2 separate regions of the Homo sapiens genome follow, and region 2 is linked to region 1. A link is a loop called in an ENCODE intact Hi-C map of the cell type or tissue named here. Cell type or tissue: dorsolateral prefrontal cortex. All regions are shown on one strand. Each heading gives the region's core, and the rest is flanking DNA. Links, peaks and the distances in the headings are about the cores only.

The links. Hi-C counts contacts between places; a loop is a spot of excess contacts. Peaks named below come from ENCODE experiments on the same cell type or tissue, not always from the same donor. Only the 100,000 strongest peaks of a DNase experiment are listed, where the experiment ranks them.
Region 2: a loop joins it to region 1, with 3 times the contacts of the local background. A loop is called at or near these places in 1 of 110 quality-filtered maps.

The regions. Positions count from the first base shown.
Region 1 is chrX:140,089,006-140,094,636 of GRCh38, forward strand. HAPSTR2 (HUWE1 associated protein modifying stress responses 2) reads left to right here and starts at 2,673. Exons shown (of 1, transcript NM_001271560.3): 1 at 2,673-3,906. The coding sequence starts at 2,738. The coding sequence ends at 3,559. RefSeq lists enhancers at 1-381, 2,859-3,830 and a silencer at 2,553-2,622. In dorsolateral prefrontal cortex, for the core only: no CTCF peak of the experiment used is centred there; a DNase peak (open chromatin) is centred at 2,726; H3K4me3 peaks cover 1,402 bases; H3K27ac peaks cover 361 bases; H3K27me3 peaks cover 3,647 bases.
Region 2 is chrX:140,505,796-140,511,426 of GRCh38, forward strand. No RefSeq gene overlaps it. Among named protein-coding and RNA genes, the nearest start is that of SOX3, 3.5 kb to the left of the region's middle. In dorsolateral prefrontal cortex, for the core only: a CTCF peak has its summit at 2,382; no DNase peak of the experiment used is centred there; H3K4me3 peaks cover 1,642 bases; H3K27me3 peaks cover 5,000 bases.

The sequences.
Region 1 (5,631 bases), core at 285-5,284:
CACAGATAGCATCATTTCCTTAGAGCAAGTAAGAAAATGGTCTTTTTGTTTAGTATCTGTTTCCTATTATTTTAAAAATAATCCGGACATTTTAGAATTATATAGGAAGAAAACTAATGTCAGATAGGATATCTTATAAACACACTCTCTGGCATCCTGAGAACTGATAAAACATTACTAAAATTTCTGGTGTGATTTTTTTCTAACATCTCTCATATAAAATCATTTTCTCAGTAGAAGGAGTTGGAGGCTAATTGAATTAGAATTTCCCCTACTCAATTGTTTTATTTAAATGTGTTAAGGACAACAGTGAAAAATATTGTCTACCATTATTTCTCAGAAAGAACATATTCTCACACAGTTGTCCGGCTCTGTCTATAATAATAATTTGGCGCAATGGTTTAAAAAGTAGTGGGGTGATAATAATTAGGGTGTGCGACACAGAAATTTCAATGTGGGATTCAACATTTCACCATGCAGGGCATGAAAATTGCCGACCAGGGCTGGTCAGCTCTAAGTACTAATTAACTAATTAATCAGGTGCTGAAACCAACTGAATGGAGGATACCAGCCAGACAACTCAAGCCCAAGCAGAGTGTTGTGCTCTTTAAAAGACAGAGCAGTCTTTCTTCTTGGTTTTTAACCCAGTCAAAAATGAGAGGAGAAAGTAGGATATGCTGTCCTACTGTCAGTCACTTTGGTCTAAGCTTTTTACTTAGAGAAAATAAAACAAAAACATGTGCCTGTGATAATGACTGTGATGCACCAGATGTAGGGCAACCCTCAAAGCTCTGCAAACCTGCTTACTCCTTGGCCATGAAGTATTAATATTTCAGGTCTGGTGAGGGGTGGGGGATGAAGTAGGGTCTGCCTTCTTGGTTTCTTCCACAATATATATTTTTTAACATAAAAGAATGAGAAACGTATCTCTCCTCTTAGGCTGATCTTAGGTCTTTTGCCTCATCCTTCGTTTATGTAAATGAGAAGAGTCCAATTACACATATGGAAAAAGGGTTTAATGAATCGTGAAAAAGCCCGGTTTGCAGAGAAAGGGCACAATTCACTCTTCTTCTCTTCTAAATTTAACTTAGAAACATGTATTTCTTTTAAGGGAGATGATAAAACTTAATGATAATTTTATTTTATGTACTAATTTTCATTCTTGGGAATTATTAGACATATTTTGCTAGAAGAGTTAGCTTTATTTATGTCTGTAAGGCTTTCTGGATACTTAGCAATTATTCCACAACAAAAACTGCAAAATTCTAACTTTTTTCTCTAAATCTTAAAAATGATTACGTTAGTTCCTCCAACTTTTGATGTTATTTTTAGCTCAGTGATTTTTTTTTTGTTTGTTTGTTTTTAACACAGTTTGCTCTGGAATTGTCTGCACTGAAAAAACATTGCATTATTACAAGGGATTTGTTATTGAACCCAAGGAAATGACGTTAGTGTTCCATACCGTTTTAGCTTAATTTTGGTATTATTATGATGTTTTAACTAGCTAGAATTTTTAGGGTTTTGGAAATTAGTTTTTTTTTTTCCTTTTTTTTCCTAAAAGGGACTGAACTTTATATTAGAACAGAAAATCTCGTGTTTGAGCATTCATTTTTATTTCCTTTTTTCTTTCCCCTTGCTCCTTCATCTTGGGATTTTCAATAGTTGAGAGTAGTCCACACAGAATCCACTCTCCACCCCATTTTTCTTAATGACAAAAACCTTTGCAAGAATGAAGGGGGGATCAATACCATTTCTGACCGTTACTCTTGTAATTTGATAAGTATGAAACTAACCCCGAAGTAGTGCTTTGCAGGGACAGCAGGAAAGTTCTCAATCAGGACTGGAGCACTTTCCGGAGACCTAGTTTAACAACTTCAACGGGCACTTGGGGAAACTGAGGCCCAAGAAGACGAGGCAGGCACTTTCCCTGTGATTTTTTTTCTTCTACAAAATACTACTTTCGTCCACGGAAAACACTTTTCTCGGGCACCTAGTGTGGGGAGGACATTGCTAGGGTCCAGACTGCCTGCCTACCCACGAGGGCCGCGCTCTTTCCACTTTTATTCCCCCGGCCTCCCCGGATCGGCGCCCTGGATGTGATCGACACCATGAAGTTGCCCCATAATCCTCTCTGGCAACATAGGATGTAAAATTTGATCAGCTCATTGGATGAAGCCGACAAGTCCCAAAAATGTGTGAAAAGGGGGCTAAGAGGTAGGCAGGCGCCGCGTTGAGGCAGCGCTCCTGCCAGCCCCGCTCCGAGTTATCGGTGCTGCAGCCGCGGCGCAAGCGGGGGCTGGGACCGAGCTGCGGGGCCGCAGCGGCGGCGGCGACCGAGGCGGCGGCGGCGGCGGCGGCTGGGAGGCCGCGGCGCCATGGGGGGGCCGTAGGAGCGGACCGTGGGGCCGGAAGGGGGCATCGCGGCGGCGCCGGCGGCTGCGGGGTTATCTCCGCGGCCGCGAAGGCAGCATCCACGCCGTTGCGGGTGGCTGAGCCGGCGGGCGGGGCGGGGCGTGCACCAGGGCCGCGGGCGACTAGCGCTGTAGCAGTTGGCCTCAGGGCCCCGCCGCCCGCGCGCCCGCCCGCCCGCAGGGCGGCGCACGCGAAGGAGGCGGCGGCCGCAGAAGGAGGCGGGGAGCTCGGAGCAGGAGGTGAGGAGGTGGAGGACCAAGAGTAGGCAGCAGCGGCGGCGGCGGAGGAGGAGGCGGTGGTGGAGGTGCGCGGCCTGAAGAGGAGGATGGAGGAGCAGCAGAAGGAGGGCGAGGCCGAGGTCGCGGAGCACTGGTTTTCCAAGTGGGAGCGCCAGTGCCTGGCTGAGGCCGAGCAGGAGGAGCAGCTGCCCCCCGAGCTGCAGGAGGAGGCGGCTGCAGAGTTGGCAGGGCTCAAGAGCGAGAAGCAGAAGCTGTGGCACCTCTTCCAGATCTCGGCCACCGCCGTTGCTCAGCTTTACAAGGATTCTGGGTGCCAACAGCAAGGACTTTCCATGTGGGACCCCTTCCAGAATGCGGCCATGGCCGTGACCAGCCTCTACAAAGAGAGCGGGGATGCCCACCAACGAAGTTTTGACTTGGGTGTCCAGGTTGGCCACCAGCGTCGCATCAAAGATGTGCTGGAGTGGGTGAAAAAGGGCCGGAGCACCATTCGTCGCGAAGACTTGATTAGCTTCCTGTGTGGCAAAGTGCCCCCCGCTCCTCCTCCACCTCGCACTCCTAGGACACCCCCGAAGCCACCCACTGGGGTCACCAGCCAGGCTGTGGCAACTGAGTCCAGCTCATCGGTGGACGTCGACCTGCAGCCCTTCCAGGAGGCGATCGCCCTGCATGGCCTCAGTGGTGCTATGGCCGGCATCAGCATGCGATCGGGCGACTCGCCTCAAGACAGCGGTGTCGCCAGCAGTGGGCGCCGAAAAACTAGCTTCTTGGAGGACGACTTGAATCCCTTCGACTCAGAGGAACTGGCCCTCCACCTGGACAGTGGGGGGATCCGCAAGCGCACCTCGGCCCAATGCAGTGATGGCATCACAGACTCCCCAATCCAAAAGCGCAACCGAATGGTCTAAACTGCCTCATTGGTTGCCTGCCGCCATATTGCTTGAGAGTGAACTCAACCGTCGACATGCTTGTCTAAAGGTTACTGGAGACCATTTTTCTTCCCTTCTCTAAGTTAAACAAAGATTTCTAACAATTTTGCCATAAAGAAACTTTAAAAGTATTCCAGAAGAGGCTTCATATGACTCTGACTTTCCAAAAAATATAATCCTAGCAGAGAACAAATATGTAGTAGTTAGCAGGATCATTTAAAGCAAACGTATCTGGTCAAGGCAGGAGTCTGATTTATCTTGTTCACAGTTATATTCCTCAGCACCTAGCACAGTTCCAGGTGCTCAATAAATGTTCATTGAATGAATAAATGTGACCTTATTTATTCTTAAAGGGAAGTCATAGCAGGTGTTTACTTGGTTATAGAATACTTTTTTCTTTGATAATTGTTGGCTTTAATGGTCTTTGCCAATTCAATTGCATTGTATCAAAATGTAAAACTTGACATCTTTGTGAAATCTGGAGTCTTCCATTTTTACCTCACTATACCATGCACCTAATTTCTAGAAAGAAACTGCAAGTAATACATATTAGGCTGTGATTTTTTTAATTTTGAAAAATTGTTGATTTTGGTGATTATGTGATGCTGCAAAGAGGTGCTGTGGTGGTTACGCAGGTATTACTTAATATTGAGTCAATTCAGTGCTTTTTTGGGGAAAACTAAACCATCAACTGAGACCCTGATGAGATGGTGGCCCAGTGGTGCTCTTTTTTTTTAGGAATGTAAAAATTCCTTTTTCTGAGGTTACATCTTTTTTATGATCTCTGTTTTGAAGTGGAAGACCAAGTAGTCAGAATGAACTTCTGGGTTTTTTTTTTTTTTTCTTTTTTTTTTTTTTTTAAGACAGAGCCTCGCACTGTTGCCCGGGCTGGAGTGCAATGGCGTGATCTCGGCTCACTGCAACCTCCGCCTCCCGGGTTCAAGGGATTCTCCTGCCTCAGCCTCCCGAGAAGCTGGGATTGCAGGTGCCTGCCACCACGCCCGGCTAATTTTTTGTGTTTTTAGTAGAGACGGGGTTTCACTATGTTGGCCAGGCTGGTCTCGAACTCCTGACCTTGTGATCCGCCCACCTTGGCCTCCCAAAGTGCTGGGATTACAGGCGTGAGCCACCGTGCCCAGCCTTTTGAACTTCTGGGTTTTAATTAAGGGTACAGCATGGTATAACCAAAAGAGTGTGAACTTCGTTTTAAAAGGACCAACAGCAGAATCCTAGCTCTATAAATTAGCTGCATGATTTTGAACAAGTTACTTAATGTCTATTGACCTCAGTTTTTCATCTGTAAAATGGAACTGTGTGTCTCCTAAGGTGGTTGTGAGGATCAGGTGAAATTTATATTTCAAGTGTCCAGCACAATCTTGGCACATAAAATACTCAATAAAGGTTCTCCCTTCTCTATAAATAAAAATCAATAAAACATTAAAATCATTTTATTTTAGAAAAAGCAGAAAAGTAGATCAGCTTTAAAATCAGCAAGTAGAATCTCTGTGTTTGAACTGGAAATTACTGTTTCACATTAGAAACTTGCCTAAATATCACAGATCTTGTGTAAGTGTGTTGAGCTCATGAGCACTCAGGGTCACCAATCTGGATACTAGGGCAACCTTGGAGTTCCTGAAGTTGCCTGAAGGATGCACTTTGCAATTAGGGGTAATGAAACATCTACCACCTCTGGCCTGAAAAAATATGAGGAGGAGGGTGTAAAGTAGAAAAAAATTGGAAGCCAAGGTCCTAGGGCACCTAAAAGGCTAAAGTGGTTTTAAATGAGGTTGGGGTAGGGTGGGGTGGGGTGGTGTGGAGGCGATGAAGGAGGTAGAGCAGGTGGGGATCTGGGGGGTTGGGGAGGGGAGGGGAGGTGGGAGTATGATTATTGAAGTGGGGGTGGGGAGTTAAAAAGCCCAATCTTCCCAGGGTCTCCCAAAACCAGTGCATAAAATATTATAGATTGGCAAAACCTTGCCTTTATGTTCACACCAGAGTTGTTTCTGCTTCATTAGCATGGCCTTTCGAGTAGATTTGTAATTGATGAATGC
Region 2 (5,631 bases), core at 263-5,262, 420 kb after region 1:
CAGGAGGGCGGGCAAGCAGTCAGTCGCCCGTCTCCTGAGCCTGTCGGAGGCGCTCGCACAAGGTGGTGTGGAAAGTATGTGTGGGACGTAGGGGGTGAACTGGCCTCCGCTCTCTCGATCCTGGCCCCCGCTTAGCGGCCCCTTTTTGTCTCTGCTCTGTGGCCATTTCGGTTTTTCCAGTCCGATGCCCCTGAGGGGGAGGGTCGGGCCCCTTGGAAAATCCGTTTTCATGGCAACACGGAGCCTCTCAGAGTGAAAGAAAAGTTTCTTGGAGGGGGGAACGTTGGCCGGAGCGGAGCCGAGGCCGTCCTCCGGGCGAACCGCCGGGCCCCCTCCACTGCCCCCGCACCTGCCGGGACCGCTGAGCGCTACTCTGGGCGCGCAGCCTCGCCGCCTCCCCCGGGAGCAGGCTCTGCTAACGGATTCCGTCCGTCTCTTTTATTGTTTTAGAGACTTCCTGAGATTCGGAGCGGGACATTCACTTGCTTGTTGGGTTATCTGCCAAAGACTAGCGGCGCGGGAACTCTGGCTGCGGGGAGAGGAAACCCCGATAATCGCCACTGCCAGCTGAAGCGAGTGGCACAGCGTTTGAAACTCTCGGAGCAGCCCGAGGTAGCGAGTGGGAATGAGAAGCCATCCCGGCAGATTTGGCAGAAACTAAAATAAGGTGTCCATACGGTGTGGGGTCTCGCCCCCCCATCATCCCTAGCCCCGTGGAAAGGTGGGGAACTAAACGGAAAGCATAATCTTAAGTGGGTGGGGGGCGCATGGGGGAATCCCAGGTTTCTAGCGTCTTAGCGTTAATGCAAGACCAGGCGATCCCGGGACTTCTGCATGCTGGGCTCTTCCCCCTTTCTCTCCACGAATTAAAAAGTACGCCTCTTCGGCTTGTTAGTGGGGTCAGGGGGGGAGTGGAGGCTCAGGGCAGGCCAGCCCCCTCTCGGCCAGGCGGACCTCTGGCAAAAGAATCCCGGCTCCCAGTCGGCATCATCTCTCGGAAGTTTGGGGTCTGGAAACTTGCCCCTTAAGTTTGTGTTCCACTTGATCTGAGTATTCTGCAGCCAAGGGCTGCAGTCAACTGGATGGGTATACGGATTTAGGGTTTTAAATGTAAGTAAACTCTCTGGAAGGCTTCTGTGTGTAGATACAGTGTGTGTGTGTGTGTGTGTGTGTGTGTGTGTGTGCGCGCGCGCGCGCGCGCGCGTAGCGAACGTGAGCTGATAAGTACGTCTCAGAAAACATAATGATTAGGCAATCCCTACCTGCACCTGTTTTCTTGGCGAAGTGGCCGACAAGGTCAAACTTTCTTAGGCAAATCCATCCTCTCCTACAGAAGCCAATGTGCAATATCTCTGCCCTCCTGCCGTCTTTCCCGCATGCCCTCTCTGGGCTTTTCTGGGCCCTGGAGGCTGTTGCTAAGTGAAGCGCGTTTTAGGAAACTACCCAACCGACGCGCGGCCTGGCGTCCAGTAGCTTCACAGATGTCAGGTTTCTTTCCAAGTTTTAGGACCCAAGTAAACGTTGCAGTGACAGCGCCTGGGCTGCATATTTCCCAAGGCAGGGGATACGGTGCTGGGCCGACACCCTCCCCGCAGCAGATTACCAGGGGAAACTAGTCACTGCTCCCAGCTGTCTGACATTTGATCACACTTAGCCCGAGGCTTAGGTGAGCTCATTTTTGCCCTACATCCTCCTGCCAGATTTACAGCAGTCTTTTGCCAGGACCAGGCACACTCTCCCAATTCTCCCGGCTTCTCGCTGAGGCCAGCTCCCTCTCGGGGGGTAGATACATAAAATCTCCGTATCTGGTGGTTCTGGGGTGATCTGCACATTCTCAAGTAAGAGCCACGCCAGATTTCCTTGGAAACTCTTGCCAGGACACTTTCTAAATACAAGCTATCATTTCAATAGACAAGCAAGGTTACCATTGCGGGCGTGGGGAGATGGGGGAAGGCTGGAAATAAATCAGTTCTTAGCCCACCTGCAGCGCAGGCTTAGCCACCAGCCCAGCGGCGCAACCTTCGCTAAGGGTCGGGAGAGGTGTCGCGACAGGTACCACAGCGCAGGAGGCCTCGGTTCCGGCTGGGGCTGCGGGAAGGCAGGGCAGCTGGCGGAGCCCCAACTCCAGTGTCTCCGACGCGCACCCTGCACCCAGCGAGGAAAGCAGAGGAACGCAGTGGGAACCAGGACCGATCCTTCAACCTCTTCAGGAGAAGAGAGCGCGCTCAGCAGCTCTCTCGCCCTCTCCAGCCTCCAAGTGCCCTTGGGCGGTTCACAGAGCTCCGGATCTGGCGCTGGGAACCCGACCAAGGCCTCCTCCCCATTCCCCCGCCCTTCCTAGAGAGCTCCCGCTCCCTCCGACTGGAGCCAGCCCTGGGGCTCCCAGAACCCAGGGCGCGACAATAGCGCCGTTTGTTGGCTTCGGTTGGAAACTTCACCCAGCGTAGCCTCTTGCCGCTTCGCCCTGCGGGGCTTGGAGGTCGCCCCAACCTTCGAAAGAGACCAAGCGGATTTGCGGCGGAGCAGATGTGATGCCTATCCTTAGAGGGCGGGTTATAGCAAAACTCCGGGACCAAGACTCTAGCGTGACTGGCCCAATGGGCTTTGGGTACATAGGGCACCCCTGCTCTGCCTTCTTCCTATTTCTAGGCTTGGCCGACATCAGGTGTCCCAAGTGCCTTATATCTGCAAAGAACACTCAGCAATTGTGCCTTAGAGCTACTGGTGGAAAGAGCAGGAAAGGAGCTGTCCCACGACTCGCGCGGAGGTATCTGCATTGATTCCTCTTCAGTAACTGCTCATAGGGGACCTTTTTCAAGGTCCCTGGCATGATTAGGACCCAACTTATTAGAAGAGGTGCCCTCAGCCGGGCGCGGTGGCTCAAGCCTGTAATACCAGCACTTTGGGAGGCCGAGGCGGGTGGATTACCTAAGGTCAGGAGCTCGAGACCAGACTGGCCTACATGGCGAAACCCCGTCTCTACTAAAAGTACAAAAATTAGCCTGGCTTGGTGGCGTGCGCCTGTAATCCCAGCTACTCAGGAGGCTGAGGCAGGAGAATCCCTTGAACCCGGGAGGCGGAGGTTGCAGTGAGCCGAGATTGCGCCACTGCACTCCAGCCAGGGCGACAAGAGCGAGAGACTCCGTCTCAAAAAAAAAAAAAAAAAAGAAAAGAAAAGAAGGAGAAGAAGAAGAAGGGTGTCCTCTGCGTGCTGGGTGGTTTGGGGCCGATGTGTGTCTGTGTCGCTTGGGGGACGGAGAGTCGGAGAGTGGGGTGGGGTGGGCGGTATTTGGGCTCGCCTGGGCCCGCTGAAGCCTGACAATAGGGTCAGCAAAGGTTGCCCTCCGGCTGTGGCCTAGCGTTCGCCTTTCAGGTTTCTCAAGTGTAGCCAAGCCCAGCTCGGGGTCTGGCTTTTAGGAAGTGAGAACAACTTATCCTGGGGACTCTCGGAGACGCCTTGATTTTCAACAGACAAACAAAACCAAAAACAAACCCGCAACAGTTTGCGTTTCTTAAAGCAGTCATTTCTATCTTTTCCCTTGAGAACACCCCTTGTCTGTTTACTCTGGCTTCTAGCCAAGATTGTGTATTTAGGCCGCTGATCGAGAGCCTTGATCAAAAAATCATAGGCTTAGGTCTATTGTAGAACCATCCCTTGTAAAAAAAAAAAAAAAAAAAGGTCAGAAAGGTCACCATCATTTCAACGGGGTGGTAGAGACAGCACCTTCCAGTTCCTGGAGCATTCAGTAGGAACCCCAGCCCCACTCCGCCAACGCGTAGCACCGTCTCCAGCGGAAGTACTCTTTCTTACAGGTCACAGAAGCAGCTGAAGACCCTAGGCTGGTGGGTGTAGATTGTAATAACTTAGTCGATGGTCTCTAAAGAAAGGTTGCTAGGAGCTGCGAGGTATGGGAAAACAAGGTCCTCGAGGTACCATAAAGTCTCCTGCGGGCTGTACAACTGTATTCTATCGTAGTTTGGTGTTGCTCTTTTTTGGGAGGGTGCGGGGGTACTTTTAAAAAAGTTTCCGCATTCAATTCACTTGGTTGGCTGAGCTGTACTTGGAAAATACACTGGGAGTCCCCTCGGCCCACACGTTGGCGCTCAGTTTCCTTCCACCCACAGAGTATTCAGGTGTTAATCACCAGCTCTCTTTTCCCTATGTGCGCAGCAACTCCAAGGAATTTGACAACCTTTGCCTTCTGCTTTTACTCGCTGACCTCACCACCCGAAAGTTGCCATTTTCCCGGAGGAAGGAAGGCTCTGCCCATGCACTGGGTCCCATTTCCAGCGGGCTTTGCTGAGCCATCGCTGTCAGCCTCTTTGCCTCTCACCCCCCTCCTACACCCGTCTTTGCCCATCCCCACAACTCTCCTCACGCGCTCAGCTCCGCAGACTGCCAAACCCCCACCCCTGCGGAGCAACTCGGGGAACTCGGCCCCCTACGTCCAGGCCTGCCCTCCCACTGGGCCTGTTGCCCTTTCCACTTCCTTTTGTGACTGCAGAGGCACAGCGCTCACCTGTACAGAGGCGAGGTGACCTGCAGGAAGCCGGGGCCAATAAAGTAATCTTAAAATCGTTATCAGTATGCAATGCTGTTTGAGTTTTTCCATGTCTCCACAATTCCATTCGGGTCCACCAGGCAAGGCAGCGCTTCTCGGGAAAGGGTGCCTGGAAAATCAGTGGACCTCCAGGCACTTCCAGCGTGACCAAGCAAAGCTATCGCCCCAACCACAGGGGGCGCAGGATGGCAGGGGGTTGGGTAGAGCATCCTGGAGAAAATTTTAAATTCGAAGGCAGCACTCAGCGGTTCCTTTTCCACTCTTTTATTTATTTCTTTGTTTTTCTTTTTATTTATCATTTTCTTTTAAGAGAGTGGAAAGCCGTGGAATTTGGTGCGCAGAATTTCTATGTTCTCTTTTCATCTCTTCAACGCCCTCATTTTTTTTTTTTTTTTTTCATTTCACTAACCTTTGTCATCCACCTGCTATGTGCTGAGTTGTGCACCAAGTACGGGACGGAGACCCTGCACTTTCCCATTCCGTATCAGATAGTGGCAATGGCTTGGGAAAGTCTCAAGAGGACTCCGGATTCGGAGAGAAAGAAATTTTCGCCTGATGCTACCCCATCCCCCTAGTTGATCTACGGAGAAATCGGGCCTCGCGAGAAGCGCAACATCTTGGACAAGGACCTGGCGTGAGCGGGGTCGCTACGCCCCGACCTGCAGGGGCCACGCTCATTCCCCAGCGCGCGCGCGCTTTCCCACGGCGGCGCAGAGTCCAGCTAGCGGAGAGGCGGAGGGGGAAGCGCCCGCGTGCCTGGAGCCCTGGCGGTCCAGCGTCCCGGCGTTGCCGTCTGAGTGGCCTAAAAGGGAGGCTCTGGGGCCGCTGCTCGCGACGGAGAGCGGGGACGCGGCCCAGGAACAGCTAACGTGCCGCTTGCTGCTTGCCAGGTATGGAGGATGCCTATCCTCAGGCAGACCCGTTTCCCCGCGGGCTGGCGGCCAGACGGCGCGACAAAATGAGATCTGTCGAGAGGTCTGGCCGTGATGGCTTTTTGGCGTCTAGGCCGCTGTCATCCCAATTCCATTTCTCCGAAAAGCATCGCCGAGTTAGGACGTCGGGGCTTTGC